Regions from separate parts of the Mus musculus genome. Here region 2 is linked to region 1. The links are chromatin loops, found by intact Hi-C in ENCODE. Cell type or tissue: heart. All regions are shown on one strand. Links, peaks and the distances in the headings refer to the core of each region. The heading gives the core; the rest is flanking DNA.

Region 1 (8,447 bases), core at 2,545-6,544:
TTTCCTTTATTACTTTACAAATATTAAATATCTCTGTAAAATGGAAAGGTGAAAACTGTTTTAATTTTCAAACTCTTTGAATTTCTGATATTTTTTTCTTAAGGCAGTTGAGAGGGATGTCTGTGTCTCCTGTGTTATTCGATTGTAGAGGTTTACAAAAGAATATTCCACATATCTAATTTTCAGTCTAAAGTTTTTAATACAAAGCATCATTAATGTTAGGGAGATAAAGACATATTTGGTTTCCTATTAGTTGGGGTTGGGTATGAGTAGACTTTGGGTTTTCTTGTTGAATTTCAGTGCACTAATATCTATAAAGTTACTGTTTTGCATTCCATGCCATACATATGTCAGTCAGAGGACAGCATTTGTAAGTCAGTTCTCTCCCTCTCTCTTTGTTGTTTCTTGCTGCTTTTGTGTATTTCAGAACAGATGTTTTCCTGCCTCTGTCTCCATCTCAATGCAGAAGTGCTATGGTTATAGCTCACCTCACCATACCATGGCATCCCACTTTTGCAGTGGGTTTGGGGCTTGAACTCATGCTATCAGGCTTGTGTGACAAACATCTTTACCTGCCGAGCTTTCTCTCTAGCTCCTGTAAAGCCTCCCTTAATGCTTGGAGAGAATGAACACAGGGAAGTGACTTCTTACAGAAAGGAGACATGCACACAGTTTTCTCTGTTCCCCTTGTGGAGGACAAGGAGATGCTCAACATGGTACACAAGATGGACATAACGCTACTTCTATACACGCAGGAAGGATGCAGACTGGATGGCTTTACTCTTGGATGAATGGCACAGTAGTGGGAGCCTAGGGAGGTGTTGTGGTTGTTGATGTTGTTGCTGGTGCTGTTGTTTGGTTTGGTTTTGGCCTTATTTTTCCCTGATTGATTGCTAGAGGGGCTGGCAACTCACAGATCCCAACGGACATAGATAAAAGCAAGCAAACAAGAAGTACGAACCAACAGAAGGCTACTCTGTTTAACTCCATTTAACAAATGAATCAAGAAAGTAAAGAAGAAGAAAAAAAAAGACACATGGTTTTACTGTGACCTAAATCACAGCAAAAGCTGTGACAAGGACTGAGTGGGGTATCAACTTAGACCTTTGTCATCTCCAGGGGCCCCAATATAACCACCAGGATGGTACCAAAGTAGGTAATAAATGATGCTCTTAGTTTCAATGGCATCACTGGAGAACACTTCCTAGACGTCTGTCTCTACACAGCAGTAATGGAGTGTCTCTCTACCTCCCTGACAGATGGAATCAGAGGGGCCTAGAGGGCCAGAATTTTTATTACCATCTCACAAAAAGAGAGCCACTTGCTTCACCCACAATGTGGTGCCAGTAGATGCCACAGGAAAACAGGAGAGGCATTTCCACCCCTCCCAGCTAGACAGGGAGCAAGAGAGACCTAGTGGGAAGAGGGACAGTCAACAGGAATAAGCATCAGAAACTCCCTTGGGTTTTAATAGTTTATTCAAGTGCCAGGAGTGTGGGCGTCCATGGAGGGCAGTGAGAAAGCTTCCTGGAGCTGGACTTAGAGGCAGTTGAGAACTGCCTGGTGTGGGCACTGGACATCCACCTCAGGTCCTCTATGGCAGTGGTGAGTGCTCCTGACTGCTGAGGCACCTCTCCAGAATCCCCAGCCCTAAGCATTTTGAATAAAGGATAGTTGCTTTGAAGTGATTTTCCCACCAACCTGATGTTGTTTCTAACTCATGTTCCATGGTCTCTATGATGGCTATTGGATATGACAACTTGGCTTTCCCAACATTCCCTATCATTTCAGTTGAACAGCAAGTTTTTAACTCAAACCCAAGTCTAGCCTGCATTTCGTGACGTCCTTGCCTGTGTGTTCTACACCTGTTTAGTCAACTCCCAGAGTCTCATTGGATAATGACTTGAAAAAAAAAAACAAAAAACCTCACAGTATGTATGTCCTCTGATTTGCACACTTCTCTGTTTTGTAGTTTTTATTGTCGTACCTTCAAGGACAGTGAGATGTTGTAGAACATGAACAATAATATTCCTTCTGTATCTTATAGTCTACCCCAGAATCAAGCTCATCTGTCGTGTGCAAGCCAAAGTGTTCTCTAGTCCTCTTCTCTCTCTAACTTCAACCCTCTTCTGTTTCCCTTGGCTCCATCCCTAATATACTCATCTTTTTCAGATACTCCTTTAAACTACAAGAGAAAACAAAATGAACCTTGTCTGGCACACTTCTTTACACTTCTTACAAATACATTCTATTGTCAATCAGCTATTTCTTAACTCACTGGCACCTGGTTTTCATATCTACCACTACTGAAACTGAACTTTTTTTTTTTTTAAAGATTTATTTATTTATCATATGTAAGTACACTGTAGCTGTCTTCAGACACTCCAGAAGAGGGCGTCAGATCTTGTTACAGATGGTTGTGAGCCACCATGTGGTTGCTGGGATTTGAACTTCAGACCTTCGGAAGAGCAGTCGGGTGCTCTTACCCACTGAGCCATCACACCAGCCCGAAACTGAACTTTTAACCATCCAAGGTTCAAAACTGCACAGGTCATCAAATCTAATTATGAAGGGCATGGTGTAGTTAGCTCCCAGCGTGTATTCTCCACTTACTCATTGTAGGAGAACCTTGAATGTGGTGGTTTGAATGAGAATGGTCTACATAATTCAAATTTTTGAATGCTTGATTCCCTATTGGTGAATTGCTTGAAGTATTAGGAGGTGTGTCCTTGGTGGAGGAGGTGTGTCCTTTCTGGGGGAGGTGTGTCCTTGCTGGAGGGGGTGTGTCCTTGCTAGGGGAGGTGTGTCCTTGCTGGAGGAGGTGTGTCCTTGCTGGGGGAGGTGTGTCCTTGCTGGGGGAGGTGTGTCCTTGATGGGGGAGGTGTTCCACTGGGAATGGGCTCTGTGTGAGGTTTCAAAAGCCCATATCAGGTCCAGCGGCTCACTCTCTCTGCCTGCCTGTGGATAAGAATGCAAAACTCTCAGCCACTTCTCCAGTGCCTGCTTGCGTGCAACCATGCTCCCCAACACGATAATAAATGACAAACTCTTTGAAACCACTAGCAAGCTCCTAAATAAATGCCTTTTTTTGTAAGAGTTGCCTTGGTCACAGTGTGTCTTCCTGGCAATGCAATAGTGACTTAGACCCTGAGTCTGGGAAGGGGAGTCAGTGGGCAAGCTGCTTGCTAGGTGTCTTAGTCAGGGTTTCTATTCCTGCACAAACATCATGACCAAGAAGCAAGTTGGGGAGGAAAGGGTTTATTCAGCTTACATTTCCATACTGCTGTTTATCACCAAGGAAGTCAGGACTGGAACTCAAGCAGGTCAGAAAGCTGGAGCTGATGCAGAGGCCATGGAGGGATGTTCCTTACTGGCTTGCTTCCCCTGGCTTGCTCAGCCTGCTCTCTTGTAGAATCCAAGACTACCAGCCCAGAGATGGTCCCACCCACAAGGGGCCTTTCCCCCTTGATCACTAATTGAGAAAATGCCTTACAGTTGGATCTCATGGAGGCATTTCCTCAACTGAAGCTCCTTTTTCTGTGATAACTCCAGCTGTGTCAAGTTGACACAAAACTAGCCAGTACACTAGGCAAAAGTGAGGTACTGTGTTTGGATCTCCAGAACTCGTAGAAAATCAAGTCATGCTGTTGGCACCTGTAACTCCAGAACTGGCTGGGAGACAGTTGGATTCTATGGGCTCCAGCTAATCAATTTATCAAAAAACAAACAAACAAACAAACAAACAAAACAAAGAACCCAAATGAAACAAAACCAAGTCAAAAACAAAAAACAAAAACACCACCACCACTAACAACAACAACAACAAAAAAACCCAAGGTGGGCAGCTATAGTTGAAGACATCCAAAATTGACCTCTGGTCTCTACATGTACAGACTTGGACAACTCCCCTCCCCACCACACACACACATTGTCACATATGAACACACATACATACAAGATAATCCTGGACAAGCTGTCTAGTTGAAAGGTGTATTTCTCATGATCTCTTGCTACCAAGAAAAGCATTTTCCTCAATGGACGTCAATGGAGAACTTGCTACCATGTCTCCCAGCCATGAAAATCTCTCCCAAATAAACTGCTTCTTCTATAAGTTTCACTGGTCATAGTGTTTTCTCATGCAATAAGGAAAGTACACTGCCCAACCCCTGTGTCCCAGGAGCTCAGATGATAAAGCATTTTATAAACACCAGGAAAAGACTAAGATAGGTGGGCACAATTACTGCCTATCAACTTCACAGCCTGGACACAGTGTTCCTGTCAGACTGCAAATAGCACATTTGTGAATGTTGCCCATTTCCCGTGTATTCTGACACAGATTCTAAGGAGGTTGCCCGCTCCCTTCCCAGACTGAATAATTGCTAAAATAATGCAAACTGCAAGCTTAAAATGTTTACTAGCCTAGCCTGCATGAGGCCCTAGATTCAATTCTCAGCAGTGTGCTGTGTATTGTCTAGTAGCTCCCATCTCTTTCTACATTCCATTTGCATTATTTATGTGGGCTCTTGATTTCATTTTCCACTTTTAGAGCAAAAAAAACAAAAAAACAAAAATCATTCTTCTTCATTTAAGTAGGAGACACTCTTATCATGAAGAGTTAATTTTGTTAACTCAAGTATTTCAACTCACCTACTGAGTTCTCATGTTAAAAAAAGGCTAATTAGCACATTTTAATATCTTAAAATTAGTGAATTAATAATTAGCATATGGATTTACATTAATTTTAATGAGGCAAGGCTCTATAAATACATAGCCGCGATCAATGAGTCCACTGAAAAATATAATAGCAATTAATGTATTTGTGGCTTACTACATGGTTGGAACCCTTCCTTGTTGGGTTTCTAGGGGGCTCTCTTATGCAGTTCCACCCCACGCCACAGGGGGCAGAGCAGCGCTTTCTGGCTCACCGTTATCCACGCCACTTCCGTCTCTTTTGGAACGGACCAAGTCAGTGCGGAAAGGGGGAGAGAGACTGCATAGTGCGAGTAGGCCTGGCCCATGATTGATGTCGTTGGGAATTATGCTCCCTTGTGATTCGTTACTTCAAAGCACACTGACGCAGACACAGTACCACGCGCAGTGACCCCCAGAAGACTCCTAAGCCGTGCCGGAGTGCGCCCGCCATCTCCTCCTCCCCGACCTGGCGGGCGAAGGTATGGTGCGCTCGGCCCTGCTAGACCGGAAGCCGGCGCGGGCTGTGCGCGCCTCTCGGCCAGGGAAGGTCCGCACCGCTGCGAGGGGTCACGGTCCGCGAGCTGCGCGCGTCCGGGCCCATGGGTCTCCATGGCGACGGCGGGAGCCCGGCAGCCGGAGCGGGGCCGTGGCGCTCCGGGGCCCTCCGCGGCAGCGTGGCCGTGTTCGCCTCCGTGGCTGCCGTGTTCACCCTCACGCTGCCCCGCTCGCTGCCTGGGGGAGACTCGGGTAAAGTACTCGCAGGCCGCCCTCCTCCCCGCCCCCCTGCCTCCGGGTGCCGCCGCCTCGGTGTCCCGGCCCCGCGTCCCCTCGCTGGAGCTCCGTGCACGGTTCTGAATTCCAGAACCAGTTCTCTTTCCGGTTCTGGATCTTGGTCTCTGTGTTCTCGAGCTGCTCAGCCGATGAAATTTAACCACTGTCCACTTTGCCCGGATCGTTGTTACCTGTATCACCTGTCGTGCCCTTACAGTGTCACAGACAAAAAAAGATTGACAGTAGTTAACAAATAGCATGGAGCGTTCTACTGTGTTTAGAGACGACACAACGGGTTATTAAATAAACTACATTTTAAGTAGTGGTGAGTTACGGAGGCACTAAGGGAGAATGTGGTTGGAGTGGTAATGAGTAGATTCCTCAGAAGGTCAGGAAAGGCTACCTTGGAGGTGTATTAGTTAGAACCTGAATATTAAGGAACCAGCCATGCAGAAAATTTAGAGGGGAACTCATAAAAGGGAATGCAACTGAAAGCACCCCTCTTCCTGTGAAAATGAAAGACAGGTTTCACACAGATTAAGCTAGGGCATACTTTTCACATATCTGAGTCTAGAAACAAGTCCCTGGTTTGGTTTGGTTTTTACAGCCAGATAAAGTGATCAATAATTTCTCATAATAATCAGCCGTGTTTTCAGAATGGTTCTGTAATGGAACAGTCAAACCGTTTCCTGAAGAGCCCATGAGCTGTTTATAATTTCACTACCTGACAAGTTCACCCGGATTTGGTGGCTGCAGGGGGGAGCATTTATCATCTGTCTGTGGATCAGTATCTCTAGGTGCAGTTTAGCCGGATTCACTAACACAAGACAAGGTGGGGGCCAGGGTTGCAACTTCTCAGGACCCTGTTTAGGGAGTATCTACTTCCAAACTTAAGTCTAGCCCTATATCCCATGTGGCTCTCTTCATAAAATAGCTGATTCCTGTCAAAAGCAAGAGAGCATTCTGTCACCTCTGTCATTTTTGAGACCTAATCCTGGAAGTGATATGCCACTGCCCTGTTTTATTGGAGAGAGTCGGTAAATCTAGACCAGTTCAAAGGGGAGAGGATTACACGGCAAGAAAGCCCTGAGATGGGGATTACCAGGACTGTCTTCAAGATTGCCTGCCACGGAGAGAAGCCTCCATCTCCATTTTCAGGTCATCTCTTCCCGGTTCCACTGAACACTTAGTGGGGGTGGTGTTTCATTAGCATAGCTGGGAATGGAGTTACCAATTTCCTAAGATTAATGTTAAAAAATGAAGGAGTTTTAGGGTAGCAAGGGATTTGATAAAGGAGAGTTTAGAGGTTACATAGCTCTGTACCCATTAAAAAGTATCAAACAATTTATTTGAGCCACAAATACAGGATAAGAAGAATAACATTGCATTTACTGTACAGCACTCATTGTTCCAAGTGCCTTTTATGGAGTTTTACCCTCCCAGCTGTCCTAGAAGGTAGGTAATATATCTTTGTAGATGAGAAAAGGCTAACCTACATGCAAAGTCACAGTGAGTGAGGGTCTTCTGAGAAGGACTTACAGATTGATGCTGGAACAGTCTTCTTAATGCGTATGCGAAAGAGTTTGGTGGCATTGTTAAATTATCCATCCATCACACATAGTGAAAATAAATTTGAAGTTGTTGCCTTTTTAAATTCTGTATTTCATGTGTTACCAAAAGAATAAAGTTGTGTGTTATCTGATTTACCAGACTTCTGATATGTTCTGCTTTGTTTACTGTATGCTAAGTAGCGCTTGCTTCTGATATTTCATGGTCATTTTCAGGAACCATCAGTGAGTTCTTTGCAACTATGTGCCAGTGTGGACATTTTGTTTAAGGTTACTTTCGACCATATTGTTTCTGTGATGTACTTGAATACTTATGAATATATATTCTGTCAATAAACAGAATACATCTCAAAACCAAATAAAATATGCATTTTTTTCTGATAAGTGTTAAGTTTTCCTCTATAGATATATATCACATTGTGGGGCACTGCCAAAATTATTTTTTGCACTAGTAGACATTCATATTCATGAACAATTCTCATGATCCTTGAAAGAACTAACTTACAGATGGGTTTATATGTATTAAGTATAGTTATTCTAATGGATGATATATGGCCATATTAAACATATGCACACTTGAAGCATCTACAGACAGCTCTGGGCTTGCTTCTAATTTGCATTTGGGACAACAAAGTTGTGTGTCTTCAAACCCGAATATACCTCAGAACTGCCCCACAGGTTTGAGTGGTAATGTTAGAAGATCTTCAGGAAGTTCTGTTCTGATACTCGCAGCCCTTTAACTTAACTGAGGAAAGCCCACCAAACTCAGGAGGCCATGAGTTTATGTTAGTATTTCTGTTACCTTCTTTTTTTTTCATATTCACTTTAAGAACTTTCCCTTTGCTCTTGACCAGGAAGACACAGATTTGGAACAGTAGCATATTTTTGTTTAGATTGAACATTGCCAAGAATTGATGGACTTTGCAGAAAGTACAGGTGTGTGTGTGTGTGTGTGTGTGTGTGTGTGTGTGTGTGTGTGTGTGTGTGTGTAAAAGCAGTTAGGGAAGGGTGTCAAAATTAAAGTGTAGTTTGAATACATTCTGAATGGAAGAGAATGGAGACCTTGAACTTATGATATGCTTGGTCTCTCAGATAAGAGCAAAAACTTGAGCAAAGTCATGGAGTAAAATTGTAGGATCGCTGCCTCTCAGTAATTATGCAAGGAACAGTTTTGAGCATTTTTAGACTATAAGCAATTCCTCTGAAAGATGTTCAGGACACAAAAAGTTCTCCAGTTTCTGAGGTGCCAATGTCAGTAATTGGTTTACATAAGCAGCATGTGTCTGATTGACCTTAGGGGGTTTGTAAGTGGTAATGATGGCCATGTGGTATGCCATCACCACCCTCCAATCGCAGAGCATTTGTGTTTGATTCTTTGTGGGTGCTCAAAGAGACTGCTGGTGTTTTCTTGGTGGG
Region 2 (6,223 bases), core at 2,224-6,223, 730 kb after region 1:
TATTAAAAACAATGAATTTATGAAATTCTTGGGCAAATGGATGTATCTGGAGGATATCATCCTTAGTGAGGTAACCCAATCACAAAAGAAGTCATTAGATATGCACTCACTCATAAGTGGATATTAGTCCAGAAACTTAGAATACCCGAGATACAATTTGCAAAACACAAGAAAATCAAGAAGAGGGAAGACCAATGGGTGGATATTTCATTCCTCCTTAGAATAGGGAACAAAATACCTATGAAAGAAGTTATAGAGACAAAGTTTAGAGCTAAGACAAAAGCATGGACCATCCAGAGACTACCCTACCCAGGGATCCATCCCATAATCAGCCACCAAACCCAGACACTATTGCATATGCAAGCAAGATTTTGCTGAAGGGATCCTGGTATAGCTGTCTCATATGAGGCTATGCCAGGGCCTGGCAAATACAGAAGTGGATGCTCACAGTCATCTATAAGATGGAACATAGGGTCCCCAATGGAGAAGCTAGAGAAAGCACCCAAGGAACTCAAGGGGTCTGCAATTCTATAGGTGGAACAACAATATGAACTAAACAGTACCCCCAGAGCTCGTATCTCTAGCTGCATATGTAGCAGAAGATGGCCTAGTCGGCCATCACTGGGAAGAGAGGCCCCTTGGTATTGCAAACTTTATATGCCCCAGTACTGGGGAATGCCAGGGCCAAGAAGTGAGAGTGGGTGGGTAGGGGAGCAGGGCAGGGGGAGGGTATAGGGATCTTTTGGGATAGCTTTTGAAATGTAAATAAAGAAAATATCTAACCTCCCCCCCCCACACAAAGTGACAAGTGCTCTTAATCACAGAGCCATCTTTGTAGCCCCTATATTTGTTCTTTTGTGTGATAGACTCTTACTGTGTAGCCCAAGCTGATCTCAAAATCATGATTCTCTTCCCTCAGGTTTTTGGATGCTGGGATTATAGGTGGTTATGTATCTGAGCTAAATGTTTATCTTTAAATGACATAGTCATATGTTTAAAGATATGATTGTATTGTATTTTTCTCGACAGGGTCTTACACATAGGCCATGCTCAATTTGAACTCACCTTGTAGCAAAGGCTGGCTTTGAACTTGCAACCTTCCTACCTCAGCATCTCAAATGCTAAGGTTATACGTACATGTCACCATGCTTGGGTTTGCAAATTAATTTTGTTTTGTGTTTTTTGAAGAGGACAAAGAGGATTATGCCATACTGATTCCGTAGTCATGCCTAGTCTAGAACTCCATATATTGACTCGGTTGGTCTTGAACTTGTGGCAGTTCTCCTGCTTCTGCTTTCCAGGTGCTGAGAGTACAGGTGCGGTTCATTAGCTTGGCTTTAGGATGTGTTTCCATGGAAATACCTTTAGAAACTCAACTTTTCCAAAATGGTCTTAGGTAGGGTTTCTACTGCTGCAATGAAACCCTGGGGCCTAAAAGCAAGCCGGGGAGGATGTTTGGCTCATGCTTCCATTTCATTGTTCATCATCAAAGGAAGTCAGGTCAGGAACTCAATCAGGCCAGGAACCTGGAGGCAGGAGCTGATGCGGAGGCCATGGAGGTGTGCTGCTTACTGGCTCGCTCCTCATGGCTTGCTCAGCTTGCTCTCTTTCAGATGCCAGGACCACCAGCCCAGGAATGGCACTACCCACAATGGGCCGGTCCCTCCCACATCAATCACTAAGAAAATACCTTACAGCCAGATTTTAAGGAGGCATTTTCTCAATGGAGGTTCCCTCCTTTCTCTTAACTCTAGCTTATGTCAAGTTAAGGCTAGGTAGCACACATAACAAATGGTTATTTTATAGTGAATAATTGTGGGAGTAATTTTCAGAGGAGTCATAGGAGCTACAAGAGAACCAATAGCAATATTTCTTTCTGTTTTTGAAAACAATAGCATACTTTAACAGTAGTAGGCTTTATTTTAATCTAGGACAGTGAGATGGCTAAATTGCCATGCAAGTGAACTCTATTGAGTTCAAAGTCCTCAGAACATACGTAAATGCTGGGTGGGTGTGATGGATCGTGTAATTCCAGCTTGAGCAGGTGGGAAAGAAGGATCTTTGGAGCAATCTGCTTTGAAAAACTAGCTCTACTGGGGAGCTTCAGGTTCAACTTCGAGAGCTCACCTCAAAGAACAAGGCACATAAGCAATGGAGGAGGATTTCTAACATCCGTGTCAAGCATCCTCAGGCCTGAACATACCTGTACACGTGTGTTCACACACACACACACACACACACTCACCAACATACACAGGCACACACGTTGGCACACACATCATACAGAGAAAAAAAAAGCAAAGTAGCTTATTTAGTCATTCTCAAATTTATAGCTACTTAATTATTTCTTCCATATTACTGAGAAAACTGAAATATATATGTGTTTTCATGCCTGTTTATACAGGAATGTACTTTTGTAAGACACGAACTCATAAAAGTCGTAGTGTATAGAGGGCACTTTGTACAATACTTGGTAGATACTTACACATTTTATCATCTTTAGAGGCTGAGTCTCTCTGTTTGAGCTGGTGGTGTCCTTTAATAGTCTTAGTGAAAAGGATTGTCACCCTCGTGTCTCAAACCATGCCACAGTGCAGGTTAATCTCACTTGAAATTTATTTTTATTTTTACTTAGTATTTATTTTTAGAAACAGTTTTGCTATGCAGCCCAGGCTTCCTTTGAATTCCATAGCTTTTTACTTTTGCCTTCTGAGTACTTGGATTCCAGACATGTGCTGACTACTGCAGCTCACTTTTTTTTTTTTTCAGTTTAGATTATGGCACAAAGTTGCAAACACCTGTCATAAAAGCCTATCTCTGAAAACATGAATCTTGGGCATACCTGACTAGCTCTATAAATCAGTTGAAATAAATAAAAAAGCTATCTAACACATTTTATTCTTTTTAAACTTGTTATGGGTGTTTGCCTGTATGTAGGCGTATCTGTGCACATTCCTGATGCCCTTGGAGGCCAGAAAAGGCTGTAGCCTCCCTTTGACCTGGGATTACAGACAGTTGTGAACTGCCATTTGGGTGCTGGGAATCTAACCCTAGTGTTCCTTACTGCTGACTCATCTCTTCAGCTCCTACAAGTTAATAAGTAACTTGATTAGTATGCGTGTGAGTTACTCAACTCTCAGATCAGATATGCAGAAAACTACCAGCTGTGGATTAGAGCAGAGGTAACCCACACGCTCAAAGTTTTTACACCTGCTTAGCATATCACATGGGAGGATCCCGTGAACTCTTACCAGGTGCTTCCCAACCTAACACAATTACAACCACAAATCAGGAGTACGCTTGTTAGCCGCCACCATCTCTGTCGCTTCCCCCAGTTGTTGCCTTTCGTTGTCCGGCACCTGTTTGTCACATTTATGCCTTCAATCTTTGGGGTGGAGGAATGGGGCAACAAGACTACTAGCCATTCTTTTGTCCCAACGGGGTAGGTAAAGGTTCTTCTTCTTCTTTTTTTTAAATTGCAAAATGCTATCTTCACAGCTCAATGTTTTAAATTCCCTCTAATTCGCGGTCCAGGCCGGGATTTGCTGCCTTTGTAGCCGGCGCTCCCTGCCCCACGCGCCAGGTCAGAGCAAAAGTTGTAACAGTACAGCTGCATAAAGGCACTAGAGGTTGGATGTCAACAGCCAGCAGCTCCCAGGGCACCTAGCCCTGCCCACCCGGGGAGGCTGCGGGGCGAGTTCCGCAGGAACCTCTGGAACCCCAGGCTAGAGCCCCACCCCCGGCACGCGGCCTCCCGGAAGCCCTCCGGAGACACCTCGGGCCCCGCCCCTGCACAGGTCACCTCCCTCCACGCCCCCTTTTCTGGCCCGGCAGCCGGCAGGCAGGGAAGTGTCGTAAAGCTTGGCCCAGGAAACTTTACCCGGGGTAACAGGCGAGGCGCTTTACGGCGGCGGCGGCGGCCGGGTGAGAGGCTCGGCAGCGGCGGCGACAGCGGTGGCGGTGGTGGCGGCGGAGCGGCCGCGGCGGTGAAGGCGACTGCGGCGCGGCGGTGGCTGAGGGAGAGGAGCGGCGGAAACGGCGGCGGGGAGCGGCGCGGGGTGAGCCGCGAGGAGGGGCGGGTGGGAGGCGGTGACACGGCCGGCGGCGGGGCTCGGGCGGCCAGGGACGGTGGCCGGCGCGGCGGCGTGGGGGCGGCGCGGCGTTGGGGACACTCGGTGAGGGACGGTTTCTGCCTTTGTTCCCCCCGCCTCGGCCGCCCCCGGCCCGCCAGTCCGCGCTGCCTGGCGCCGGTCGGCCGCCTCTCATGGCCTCCTCTCTCGGCTGTGTCGCTTCTAGGATGGCGGAGGTACCGCCTGGGCCTAGCAGCCTCCTCCCACCACCAGCGCCTGCGGCCCCAGCGGCGGCGGAGCTCCGCTGCCCGTTCCCGGCGGGGGCCGCGCTCGCTTGCTGCAGCGAGGACGAGGAGGACGACGAGGAGCACGAAGGCGGCTGCGGGAGCCCAGCGGGCGGCGAGGCGGCGACCTCGGCCAAGGCGCGTTCTTGCCTTCGCTGCCCGCAGCTGCCTCCGGAGCAGCAGCAGCAGCAGCTCAACGGCTTGATCGGCCCAGAACTGCGACACCTCCGGGCCGCGGCGACCCTCAAGAGTAAGGTTCTGAGTGCAGCGGAGGCGGCCGCCCCCGACGGGGCCTCCAAAGTGACTGCCACAAAAGGAGCCGAGGGACACCCGGGGGAGAGACCTCCCCACTCGGTCCCCAACAATGCAAGAACTGCACTCCCCGGCCGGTCAGAGGCAGCGGCGGCGGCGGCGGGGGCGGCGAGCGACCCCGCTGCGGCCCGAAATGGACTGGTGGAGGGCACCGAGCAGCAGGAGGAGGAGGAGATGGACGAGCAGGTGCGGCTGCTGTCTTCGTCTCTGACCACCGGCTGCAGTTTAAGGAGCTCCCAGGGCAGGGAGGCCGAGCCCGGGGAGGATCGGACGATACGATACGTCCGATATGAATCTGAGCTCCAAATGCCTGATATCATGAGACTGATCACCAAAGATCTGTCTGAACCCTACTCCATTTATACGTATAGATATTTTATCCACAACTGGCCACAGCTGTGTTTCTTGGTAAGTGGATGGAATGAAAACAGGGTGAGCCCAGCAGAGATCCAGGCCACTCGGGGCAGGGAGTGTGAGGGCCCGGAGTGTGGCCGTGGATGTATCCTTCATTTTCATAGTACCTTACAGATGGGAGGCGCGAAGGTGCGCACTTTTCCCAGGTATTCCGTGGAACTGTGTGGAAGGTAAGAGCTCGTGATCTGGGTTATCTTGTGACTTTTGGAACAGCAGCAATCCTGTGCAGAGCATGTTTCACATGGGGGCTGTCTTACATCCTGTTTACATTAGCTTCTAATCATGTTTAACCTTCCTCATCCTTAGAGCACTTTGCTGTGATTGAATTGGAACATGGTTTTGATCCGATACAGGCCTTAGTAATAACTCAGTTACAGCCATGGTCGGGGAAGAATATATGCGCTAAATGTGCTTTAGTCAACATGGCTGTCAGCAAACTTGCTGTGGCCACACAGGAGAATGAAATCGCAGGCCCTGTTCATTGATTGTGGACCATTAACAGTTGTAGTCAGCCTGCTTTCAGGTGTGCTATTGCAGAAGGTGTCACTAACACTTCCGGTGCCTGAGAGGGCCCTGAAACTTGAATAGAAGGCCCTTTTGTGGGATGCAGGAAACTTAAGTGTGAAACTACTCAAAAACAGTCTAAAAACTAGTACCATTGGTTAGTGTGGGTATAGCTGCGTGAAGGCTTTTTTTTTTTACTTATATGTAAGCTGAGTATATTTGTCTGTCGGGTAAGATGAATAATTAAGTTTACATTGCCAGCATCAGTAATCTAGTAATCACTCAACAGTAATATTGACTCAGTTTCAGTCTGTATGAAACCTTTAATTAGACTTGAGGTGTCAGCCGTGTGTGGCGAGCACAGGCTTAGATGTTTACTAAAGGCACATATTTAGGAGAGTAAAGTTCCCACGTCTATTTATTGTTTTAACCCTGACATAGTTGCACTCAGTCTTCCTTGCAGTATGTTTTGACAAGACTTAAAAAGTCTCGTGGTTGCTTGCACAGCAAGCAGAAATACTGCACAGAAATACTAATGGATATTGTAGATATTGGTAATTTGCTAGCTCCCATGTAAATTATGCTTAAACTTTTTTTCTTAGAACATTTGTTTAAACTTTAGGTACTATTTTGTATTTC

What was found. Hi-C counts contacts between places; a loop is a spot of excess contacts. Peaks named below come from ENCODE experiments on the same cell type or tissue, not always from the same donor. Only the 100,000 strongest peaks of a DNase experiment are listed, where the experiment ranks them.
Region 2: a loop joins it to region 1, with 3 times the contacts of the local background. A loop is called at or near these places in 2 of 42 quality-filtered maps.

Annotation. Positions count from the first base shown.
Region 1 is chr14:48,441,165-48,449,611 of GRCm38, forward strand. It overlaps Tmem260 (transmembrane protein 260), which reads left to right and starts at 5,188. Exons shown (of 16, transcript NM_172600.4): 1 at 5,188-5,439. The coding sequence starts at 5,292. In heart, for the core only: a CTCF peak has its summit at 4,894; a DNase peak (open chromatin) is centred at 5,227; H3K4me3 peaks cover 1,708 bases; H3K27ac peaks cover 1,148 bases.
Region 2 is chr14:49,168,320-49,174,542 of GRCm38, forward strand. Naa30 (N(alpha)-acetyltransferase 30, NatC catalytic subunit) reads left to right here and starts at 3,927. Exons shown (of 5, transcript NM_027492.2): 1 at 3,927-4,058; 2 at 4,297-5,074. The coding sequence starts at 4,298. In heart, for the core only: no CTCF peak of the experiment used is centred there; a DNase peak (open chromatin) is centred at 3,832; H3K4me3 peaks cover 3,149 bases; H3K27ac peaks cover 2,412 bases.